Regions from separate parts of the Mus musculus genome. Here region 2 is linked to region 1. The links are chromatin loops, found by intact Hi-C in ENCODE. Cell type or tissue: gastrocnemius. All regions are shown on one strand. Links, peaks and the distances in the headings refer to the core of each region. The heading gives the core; the rest is flanking DNA. Region 1 has its middle 16 kb from the start of Gm10445. Region 2 overlaps Exoc6b (exocyst complex component 6B).

Region 1 (5,375 bases), core at 192-5,191:
TGTCCAGAGGGGACATATCTGTCTTGTTGGGGGTTGGGGGGAGGCCATGGTGCCTCATCCCCTCTTCCCTGCTGGCCCACCTGTCATGGTCTCCCCTAGCTCCAGCTGTGTGTGATGGAATGAGTGATGATGTTTGAGGGGCTGAGGGTCAAAGGAAGGAATGTACCTCTGTGCAGAGAGGGCTGCCCATCATCCCCGCCTACCCAGAAGAGCCACTTGTTTTTGTTTCTATCTCTTCTGGAGAAGAAGACCAGAAGTCGGAAAGCAAGGCTGGGGCATGCAGAGCTTGGGGCCGAGCACAAAGGTGTCTCTGCTGCCACTTCTGAAGACTTGGAAGCAGAAGTGAAGGTGGGGAGAAGAGGCTGCGAGGCCCTGTAGTTGTAGAACCTCTCCTCTCCCCTCTGAGAGTGGCCTCCAATGACACCTGCCTGCAGACCCTGAGGCCTGGACTCAGCCGCTCTCCAGCTCTCCTCCTCCGACTAATTTCAGATATCCAGGAGGCCATAAATAGTCTTGTTACCATCTTCCCAGCTGGGTCCTCCTCTCCTCATGGTGGAACCACAGATGGAGAGACTGGAGTCGAACAAATTAGGAACTCCTGACAGGAGCCATGCTGCTGCCCTGTGCCAGGCAGAGATTGGGGGTGGGCCTGTAAGGGGCTGATGGGAAGGGGGTCAAGGGGCTTGGCTCAGGTGAGGTCAGAGCAGTGTCTGAAGAAGTACCAGAGATGACATGAGAATGTGGCAAGGAACAAAGCTGGCCAGGGCTAATGCTGGGTACATAGTGGGTTTGCAAGTTTTTGTTTTTTGTTTTTGTTTTTGTTTTGTTTGTTTGTTTGTTTTTGTTTTGTTTTGTTTCGCGGGTGTGTGTGTTGTTGTCTTTTTTTTTATGATAATGATACCATAATGATTAGAGACTACCCAGTTGATGTTCCTGTCCCATGGGCATGAGGACCTAAATTCAGAATGTTAGTACCTATATAGATGCTCGGTAGGGAGGCAGGGTTGGGCGGTAGAGATAGTTGGATCTCCGGAGTCCCAGAAGCCTGCTTAGCAGACTAATAAACTCCAAATTTAGTGAGAGACCTTGCCTAAAAAATGATGTGGGGAATGATGGGGGACACTGGTTTCCAACTGTTAGACTCCATAGCACATGCAAAGACATACACGTGCACTCTACATATGTGTGCATGCACCTACATGAGCACACACACACACACACACACACACACACACACACCACACTCATGACCATGAATACTCTATCTACTTGAGTCTGGTTGAGTCTGAAATGCATGAGGGTTTATATTCCCCAGTCCTGAGACACACTGTCATGTCCGGATTTCTAGGAACAAAGAGGGTTATTGAGCTCCTTGCCTACCCACCACCGTGTCATCTTGGGAATCGTGGGCTATCAAGTCTCCACACCCATGTTATTCTCCTGGCTGTAAGCCATGCTCCCCTCTGCCAGCCAAACTGTCCAGCCTGGTAAACACGTTTTAATTACCCGTCTGGCTCCTGTTGCTTGTCATAGTTGATATTTGCTGTTTCAGTAAAACACACTACCAACTCCATGGCCAATTTTTCAAATGTGTTCTCTTACCATGTTCTCCAAAGGCTGACATTATATTCAGTCACACATAGATGGAAACACAGAAGCCCTGAGACAGCAATTGATATACCCAAGGCCACCCAGCCAGTGCATGTGTGAGCCAGGACCAAGCCTGGGACCACTGTGCTTGCTAACTGTTGCCCTGGGTGTACCCATAACCATGGTCACCGGGTATCACAATCTGTCATTGGTGAAATCAATAGGCTGTCTGGTTCCTGGAGTAGGGGTGTGGTCTAAATAGCTTTGAGTATCAAGTTCTATCATGATCTTACTACACGGTGGAAATTTAGTGGAATGCAAATGGGATGAATTATGCTCTTCAGTAGCCAGCTTAGATTTGGAGTTAGACAGCGGGGTTAGACTTTTGGTTCTTGTGCTTTGTTTCCTCAAGAAAGCTACTAAACCTTCTTCTCATGTGTAAAATGGGGCTAACGATCATCCAATAATGCTTCCATGAGATACTGACAAACATTCCTGGCACGCAAAGGACCAGAATCTCTCCACCAGTCCTAACCTTCTTGTTCTGAAATACTGCCACCTGCTGGTAGCTTCTGAGTGCAACCGACACAGACCATTAAGGCTGTGGCAGCCGAGACCCCCAACTGGCTGCTACTTACTGCCCAGCTGTGGTCTGTCTTCCTTCCAGTCGTGAGCAGCCATGTTCCTCCTATTCTCCCAACTCTGTGCCCGTCTCCTTGATGATGTAGCCTGAGCAACTGTTAGCACAGACCCTTCTTTAGTATCTCTTCTCCCCCCCTCCCCCACCCCCAGCTATGCCTGTGGTTGCATGGATTTTAAAGACAGGAGGATACAGACTCTGGTGTTCACACTATTAGCTGCATGACAACAACTTACAGAAGCTCTCTACAAAATAGTTCTGACACTGTCCCTCGTCTTCCCTACTGTCTCCAGCCACCTCAGTTGCACCCTGAGTTTCCAACAGGATACCATTTGCCTCTGGTCCCCGACTGCATACACCTTCTTACCAGGTTCGGAAGAATTTGTCCTTGCCAGTGACTATGAGAAGAGGGAGATGCTGCAGAAGAGGTCCAGTCTGTGTTGATGGTCACACAGAAGGACTCGGGTTCCTTCATCCCTATCTATCCCGGCTTCCCTTTGGGTTTCACCTTAGGCGTTGCCTGATGTAGGTTTGGCCTTTTGCTACTGCCCAATGATTTTTCAAAAGCAGAAGTTGGAGGTGTCTAGGCTTCTTCAAAACCTTCTGAGGTGGGGGGTTTAATCGGGGGCTGGATCTATAGAAATACGGCAGAGACTAGGGGTGGAACATAACAGTCTCTAAGGTCCTTTCTGGCTCTGGCACGCTTCATGTCTTTTGAATTAATTACTTCCAAATGTCTTCTCAGGACAACTTGCTTATGCCTCCATACCTTACACTGGGCATGCCTCAGCAGATCCATTAGAACCTTCTAGACCACGAGGATAGGAACCAATTGTCACGTTCTACTGGAATGTGGTCTCATCCTTCAAATTCACTCTTAGAAGGCTGAGATTCAGACTCTGGCCATGGGTTTGGGAAGACACCCCTTTCCTCCAGTGCTCAACTGTACAGCACAGTGAGGATGTACAGGAGGGGTGTACAGTGCCCCTCCAGAGGTTCCTATGGCCAGCTATGCTCTGTCACACTCTGCTCTAGGTATCCCTAGATGCTCTAGGCAACTTTGTTTGAACCCCATATCTTCTATTCAGGTTCACATGTCTGGTCTTGCCCAGCTCACAGTCTCATCCCCCATGGGCATGTAGGTTTCCAGCCCCAGAGCTCACCAGATGGCAGAAGTGGTGAGGAAGGACTCCAAGGGGCAGAGACCAGGGAGCAGGAAGATACTGGGCCAGTCTTCCCCACAGCCTGATGGATTAGGAGGGTATTTGGTGAGTCCACAAGCAGGCGTGGCAGCAGAGAGCTTTGCTACAGCTTTGTAGCCCATCCAATAGCCTCTTTCAAAACAGGATTCGGATGAGTTAAGAGGAAATGAATAAGAAACACATGGGATGGATTTCCCTCCAAAGACAGCAGGGTTTGAACACAGCCCAGGGAGAGAAAACGGGGTCTGGGAAGGAAAGACGTGGCTTCCTCACATGGGTCCTTTTCGTTTCTGTTAACTTCTGTCACCACTTCCTGTGGCTAGCTGTCCTTGTACATACCTCAGAGCAGTTGAACGCTGGGAGACAGGGTCTTGTTGTCTGTGTCCAGCTACAGATCCGGGGCCAGTGCTGTCCGAGCCAGACTTGGGGGATCTGGATGCCCTGGGACTCCCTCAGGCTGCCATCCAAGATGCCTGGTGGGGCTGTGGCAGGCTTTGCTCTGGAGACAGCATGTCAGTTTATCTTAGACTTCTGAGCACTTTGAGTGGGGATGAGAGGGAAGACCAGGAGTGAGGAGGTACCCTATGAAAACCATCATCAGAATATAGGGCTGGCCCTCGTCTCAAGGTGGAGTGCTCCCTGGAGGTAACCTTTAAGAAGAGCCTGTGTCTTCTACTGTTTCATCCACTTGCAGCATGTCTCTTTTATTCTATAGTTCGTTCTCTCTCTCTCTCTCTCTCTCTCTCTCTCTCTCTCTCTCTCTCTCCCCTCCCTCCCTCTCCCCCTCCCCCTCTCTCCTCTTTTGCACAAACCTTAAATAAAAGCTACACTAAAACCCATACTTGCAAATCACTTTGTGAACATTGTGGTACAGTAGCTTCCAGGCTGTAGTGGTTACTAAACGCTGGGCTAAAACATCTAACAAGAAGCAACTTGACAGAGGAAGGCCTTATTTTTGGCTCACAGTTGAAAGTGGATGCAGTCCATCAGGAAGAGGAAGTCACAGTGATGGCTGATCCCTCTGCACCTACAGTGGGACCAGGCTAGAACACCTCAAGGCCTGCCCCCCCCCCCCAGTGGCCCACTTTCTCCTGCAAAGTTCTATTCCCAAATGCCCCACATCCTTCAAAAAAAAAAAAAAGGTGCCATTATCTTGGAATCAAGTTTTCCAATGTATGAGCCTTTTAGAAACATGTGATATTCAAACCATAGCACAAGCCTATGGTCGTGTGCATGGGTGGGGCGGGGTATGCACATAGGCTCGATGCACACTGCACATGTGGAGGTCAGAGGATAATTTTCAAGAGTTAATTCTCACCTTCTACTTGTTGAGGCAGGGGCTCTCTTGCTTCTGCCCCTGCCCTGTATTTTTTTTTTTACACATTAGCTGGCCCAGAGCTTCTAAGTGAATGTCTTGTCTCTGCCTCCCATACTGCCACAAGAGTGCTGGGGTTGCACCCAGAACATCTTTTCTTTTTCTTCCGTGATTCTGGGAATAGAGCTCCGTTCACCAGGCGTGGGCAACAAGTGCTTTTGCCAGCTGAACCCCCCACCATCCCTGTTTCTGCTTTTTATCTCACCCTCTCCTCTTGCATATAAAACCTAAGCTTTCCTCCATTTCATTAATGTTTTCTACAACATAATCGAGCAGCTCCTTGTTGTTGTTGTTGTTCTTGGCTTTTACTTTACATGACTATTTAAAAAAAAAACACTGGGATGAATGTCCTTAGGTATTTCAAGACGGTGAAAGTTTGGACTGCAGTTTTCCTTTTAAATCTTTAGTTAGTAGTATGTCTACATCGACATGTCCTTGAGTGCAGTGCCTGTAGGGTCCAGAAGAGGGCATCGGAGTCCCTGGGATTGGAGTTAGAGCAATTGGGAGACTCCTAACTCAGGTGCTAGGAATCAAATCAAGGTTCTTCAAGAGAGCAGCAATTGCCCTT
Region 2 (5,375 bases), core at 215-5,214, 510 kb before region 1:
ATGTAGATATGTTATATCATTTTTAATGTGAATATATGAGGAGGGGAAGAGGGGAGAGGACATTGCTGGTGGCTCATTGCTCCTGCAACAACTTGTTTTCAGACTTCTTTTCAGTTTGCTACAGAATGCTGCATGTCACATTCTACACATAGAGCTTATAGTCTTGATTAAATGGTCCACGATGAGAAAACAAGTGTGATTATTTTGTTCTCTAGAGAAACTGTTTGTTTGCTCTGGGATCTGCCTTGAGTTTTTATATTTGACTTTTTTGAAGTTTAATGCTTAAGTGTGGCGGTTTTAGCTTTATATTACCTGTTGAATAACATGGGGTTTGGTGTCCTTGAATGTGTGGTTTGGTGTGGGGCATCAGTCTGTGGAGACTCAGTCACGCCTTTCCATTGCTCGTGCTTTCCCTGGTCTCCTCTTCCTCTGCTATTCCTCTCATGTGGGTTTTATCTTTTGTTTTTGCCTCCCAGATCTTGATGTTTTCTTTTTGGATATTCGGATATATATTAGTTTTAAATTTTTTGTTCTTCTATCTCTGGCTCAGAGATCTTGTTCTCTGCTTGTGTACTGTCTGCTAAGGAGCCCATCAAAGGCATTCTTGTTTGCCTTGAGTTTTTGATTTCTGGCATTTCTGCTTTGGTTATTTCTTAGAATTTTCTTCTGTCTGCTTACTTTAGCTTTTTGTTCATGTTTGTTATGTGCTTTTCAGTTAAAGCTCTTAACACGGCAGTTATAGGTTTGAAATGTTTCAAGCCATCGTTTCTGTTGTATTCAGTTCTGGGCCTGCTGTGCTTCTTCATTCTCTTTGAACTGCACTATAGCCTTGTAATTTGTTATTGTATCATGCCAGAAGATTTCCTTAATTTTTAAGTTAGCATTACATTATTGTTGTTATCTATCATACTTCTTTAGTGACTATCACTGTCATCTTTATCCCTTGGTATTTGCGGTATCTCTGTGATCCTGATAAACTCTTTCCCACAGCTCCTTCTGCTGGTCCTTACTTTGAGGAGCTGCAGTGCTGTTCGAGATGATGTCTTTTTGCAGCTTTTTTTGGTTTATATTTCCGCAGTCATTGTCATATTGATTATTTTTCTCACTGATGTGACATAGTGCCTGATAAGAACCATTCAAAAAAGAAATTACTCATTTTGGCTCTTGGTTTTAGAGTTTTCTCTCTTTATTGTGGGGTTGATGTGGAGGAGCAGAGATCTTCACAACATGATGTCTAGGAAGCAGGAAAAGAAAGTATAGGGCTGGCGTTAGGCTTGTTGGTATTTAGAATCTGAGGGTATGCCTCAATGACTTTTGGTCCTCTAGCCAGGCTTCTTTTTTACCTTCATCACATAATAAATTTATCTAGGCATAAATCCATTCATTAGGAAAGAGCACTTAGGATTTAGTCCTCTTTGGAAATACTGTCAGATACACCCCTAGATGTTTGCTGTACTAGTCTTTTAATCACCTCTTAATTCAATCAAGCTGTTAGTCAAGATTACCCAGCATAAGTAATGATTTCAGCTTCTTTCACATGCTTGCTTAGAGAAGTTTTTATTCAAGTCCTTTGTTCATTTTTATTATTTTGTTGTTGTTGTTGTTGTTGTTGTTGTTGTTGTTGTTGTCGTCGAGTCACAGGACTTTCTTAAATTGTGGTTGTTAATCCCTTTGAGGTGCACAGATTATAGTTATGTTGCCTACTTTCTGCATTACCTTTGAATTCCATTAGTGCTTTCTTTGATGTTTAGTGACTAATTTTAAAGTGGATAGTGAGCACCTTTCGTAATAAAAAAAGAAAAGTGCCAAGGCATTATAATCATACTTTTTTTCTCCTATGGATGGACATCCTTTGTAATCAGTGTAATCTTACCAAAAATGGCTTTAGATATGACATAATAGCACACTTCTGTGCAGAGTCCATGAAAGTAGCTTTTTGTGATCTTGCAATACCTTTTTCTCTCTTTTGATTACTGTTCTATTTTCCCATCTTTTTGTTTGACTATGACGTTGGAGATGCCAAATTCCAGATGAAGTTCACTGCTTTGCAGTCCTTTCATGGAAGATCTTTCTCTGTCTCTGTGTCTCTGCCTCTCTGTCTCTGTCTGTCTGTCTGTCTGTCTGTCTGTCTCTCTCTCTTTCTCTCTCTTTCTCTCTTGCATCACCTGTCCTTTAGGCTTTAGACTCAGAATAGGCTAATAATCGCATTTCAGTGTTTATTTCTTTGAAGGAATGAGGAGTCTGATATGAGATTTATCATCCAGCAATAGATCTAGAGAGTCAGGAATAAAGGTTAGGGCTGAAAAGAGAGCCGAGGAGTCAGTGTATGGTCTAGTTCTTGGAGGTCTGGGTCCTTAGTTTGTCAGGCTTTCTGAGGAGTTTTGTGGAACCAGCTACTGCAGCAACCAGTCAGGGATATCTTTACCTGTCCTGTGTGAGGGTTGCTGTTATTTCTTATGGAGTTAGGAAAGCCCTGGGGTTGACAGTTGAATGTCTTCTGAGTCCCTGAGGTTGTGTTCATTTTCTTCTGGATTTGTAGCCCAGATTTCTGATAAAGCCAGAATGAGGGATGAGGCTTAGGGGGTCGGTAGTAGTGTCTTGTGTGTATGCATTGTGCTTGCTGCTGATACTGATGCAGTGCTGGGGTTCTAATGTGTTGCAGCAGCAGGTGCTCCAGGGACTGCATCCGAGCAGTGCTAGGGAGCTCATGCTTCCACAGTCCACAGTGGCGTAGGTTCCTGTCATTGTTAGAGGAAGGCAGCCAGGGTATTTTGTTTTGTTTCAGTTCAAGGTCTTTCATTTGCACTTGTTCAATCTTGCTGATACTACTAGGTATATTTGATTGTTGGTTGTTACTAGATGAGACTATTGCAAGAGAAGCAAAGCAAACATGCTTTGGTTATGGAATCAGTAAATTTCAAGGTTTGGATGAGAAAGATTTCTTATATCACAAAAATTTGAAAAATCCCAAACCCTGTTCCTCCCCCCCTCCCCCATTACTACTCAGCCTTTGCACTCCTCAGTTTCTGAGGTCGTTTGTGAACTCTGAACCACTAGAGGTCAGTGTTGTGTCAATAAATGCAGGTGCCTTTGGGTTTTGCGTGTTCTTTTTTTTTTTTAAAGGCATTAGGCATTTTTTTTCTTGTTATAAATCTTCCTCTTTTATTTCTTTTCAATTTTTATTATATATTTTCTTCATTTACATTTCAAATGCTATCCCAAAAGTCCCCTATACTCTCCCCCCACCCTGCTCCCCTACCCACCCACTCCTACTTCTTGGCCCTGGCGTTCCCCTGTACTGGTGCATATAAAGTTTGCAAGACCAAGTGCCTCTCCTCCCAGTGATGGCCGACTAGGCCATCTTATGCTACATATGCAGCTAGAGATACGAGGTCTGGGAGTACTGGTTAGTTCATATTATTGTTCCACCTATAGGGTTGCAAACCCCTTCAGCTCCTTGTGTGCTTTCTCTAGCTTCTCCATTAGGGGCCCTGTGTTCAATCTTACAGATGACTGTGAGCATCCACTTCTGTATTTGCCAGGCATTGGCATAGCCTCACAAGAGAGAGTCTTCCTTTTGAACTCTGAATCTTACTGCAAGGTGTCTTGGAGCTGAGAGGTGCATTCCACAAGAAGCCTTTGCTTAATGGTGTGCGTAGGATGCTTCATAGGTACCGACACTTGACAGTGGCAGTTCACATTAGGTAATGCTATGGCTATGTGCAACCCCCTGCCTCTTTCTGGTAGGTTATCCTGTAATTTTAGGGGCCAGATCACATTCTCATACAGACTCCATTTGTCATCTGCTGCATTCATGTAGAAACTTGTATCTCACTTGTTCTCTCTCTCTCTCTCTCTCTCTCTCTCTCTCTCTCTCTGTGTGTGTGTGTGTGTTAGGTGTCTGGAATGAGGCTTCCTGCAGTGGGAAAGAATTTCTTTTTTTCAATTTGAGAGAATCATTGTTTAGTGTTTTTTTAAAATATTTTTTTATTAGTATTTTCCTCAATTACATTTCCAATGCTATCCCAAAAGTCCCCCATACCCTCCCCCCCCACTTCCCTAGACCCATTCCCATTTTTTGTTTGTTTAGTGTTTTTATGCCATTTTTACCTGTGTATCCAGCAGGTTCATGGTATCACCTTAATGATTCTTCATTTAGCCCATAATTTTCATGGTCTCTGTTCTGAAGGTAGCTTCACTGTCTAGCTATCAAGACCAGAATACTTTGAGTTGTTCTCATTTCATTTCTTCTCTATCATGTTCAGCTCGCAAATTGACAAATCAGTTGTCTCCCGTGTGCACTAGTACCACACTTGGTTCTCATCATTATTTGAGTTGTTACAATGATCTGTTACTTTTCCTGCTTTTAGTATATTTGACCAGAGTTGACTACTCTGTGTTACAAAGCTGACACTGCTGGGCTTGGTGGCGCACTTGGGAGGCAGAGGCAGGAGAATTTCTGAGTTCGAGGCCAGCCTGGTCTACAAAGTGAGTTCCAGGACAGCCAGGGCTACACAGAGAAACCCTGTCTCAAAAAAACCAAAACAAAAAACAAACAAACAAAAAACCACCTCCCCCCCAAAAAAAGCTGACCCTATAATTCTCACTTTGGTGTTCTGAAAGAAAGTAGAAAAAGAAGGGAACAAGCAGCCACTTTGCAATTGAAAATCTGCTTTTTGGAATAGGAAGGCGTGGAGATCCCAATTCCTGAGTCCTTGGTGTGTGGTCTGTAGTAGGTGCAGTGCTGTCTCACTGAGAGGTGTAGAAAGAATGCTGTACTTAACCTGAGATCATGAATGCTCGCCTTTTGTATAGACCTGAATTGTTTGTGAATGCTTGCTCTAGTTTAGTTTGTTACTGAAGGCATGGATTTGATGTAAGTGAACCCAGAATGTCAATGGATAATATGCAGAGAAACAAGTTTGTGCATTGATTCAAATCTCTGGAATGTAGATTCTTTTTTACTTTGTTTTGGTTGAAACTAGCTCACATAGTTCTAGTTTTTCTGGCCTGTTATAGTTGTTTCATTTGACCAGAGTCTTAACTAACTTCTAATATGAAGATTTATCTTGAATTCCTTAATCTCATTTAGATTCAGTGACACTTATTTTCTCATGAACTAATTTCAGCTTGGCATGGAAGAGAAATATATTGATTTATAAGAAGTCATGAGCTTCAAATCTTGCACCTTGGCATGGTACAGAAAGCCTAGGTTTTATGGAGAAATGTTTCTGGAATACTATGGGCTTAAACAGATTACGCAAGTTGTTGTTGTTATTGTTGTTTCTTCTTTTCCTCCTCCTTCTCCTCTTCCTCCTCCTCTTCTTCTTCCTCCTCCTCTCCCTCCTTCTCCTTTCTTCTTCCTCCTCCTCTCC

What was found. A loop is a pair of places that touch in the nucleus more often than their neighbours do. Peaks named below come from ENCODE experiments on the same cell type or tissue, not always from the same donor. Only the 100,000 strongest peaks of a DNase experiment are listed, where the experiment ranks them.
Region 2: a loop joins it to region 1, with 5 times the contacts of the local background. A loop is called at or near these places in 20 of 42 quality-filtered maps.

The regions. Positions count from the first base shown.
Region 1 is chr6:84,404,787-84,410,161 of GRCm38, reverse strand. No RefSeq gene overlaps it. Among named protein-coding and RNA genes, the nearest start is that of Gm10445, 16 kb to the left of the region's middle. In gastrocnemius, for the core only: a CTCF peak has its summit at 2,180 (motif pointing left); DNase peaks (open chromatin) are centred at 1,454 and 2,163.
Region 2 is chr6:84,910,312-84,915,686 of GRCm38, reverse strand. The region is part of intron 6 of Exoc6b (exocyst complex component 6B); the gene reads left to right. Among named protein-coding and RNA genes, the nearest start is that of Exoc6b, 160 kb to the left of the region's middle. In gastrocnemius, for the core only: a CTCF peak has its summit at 3,055 (motif pointing right); a DNase peak (open chromatin) is centred at 3,044.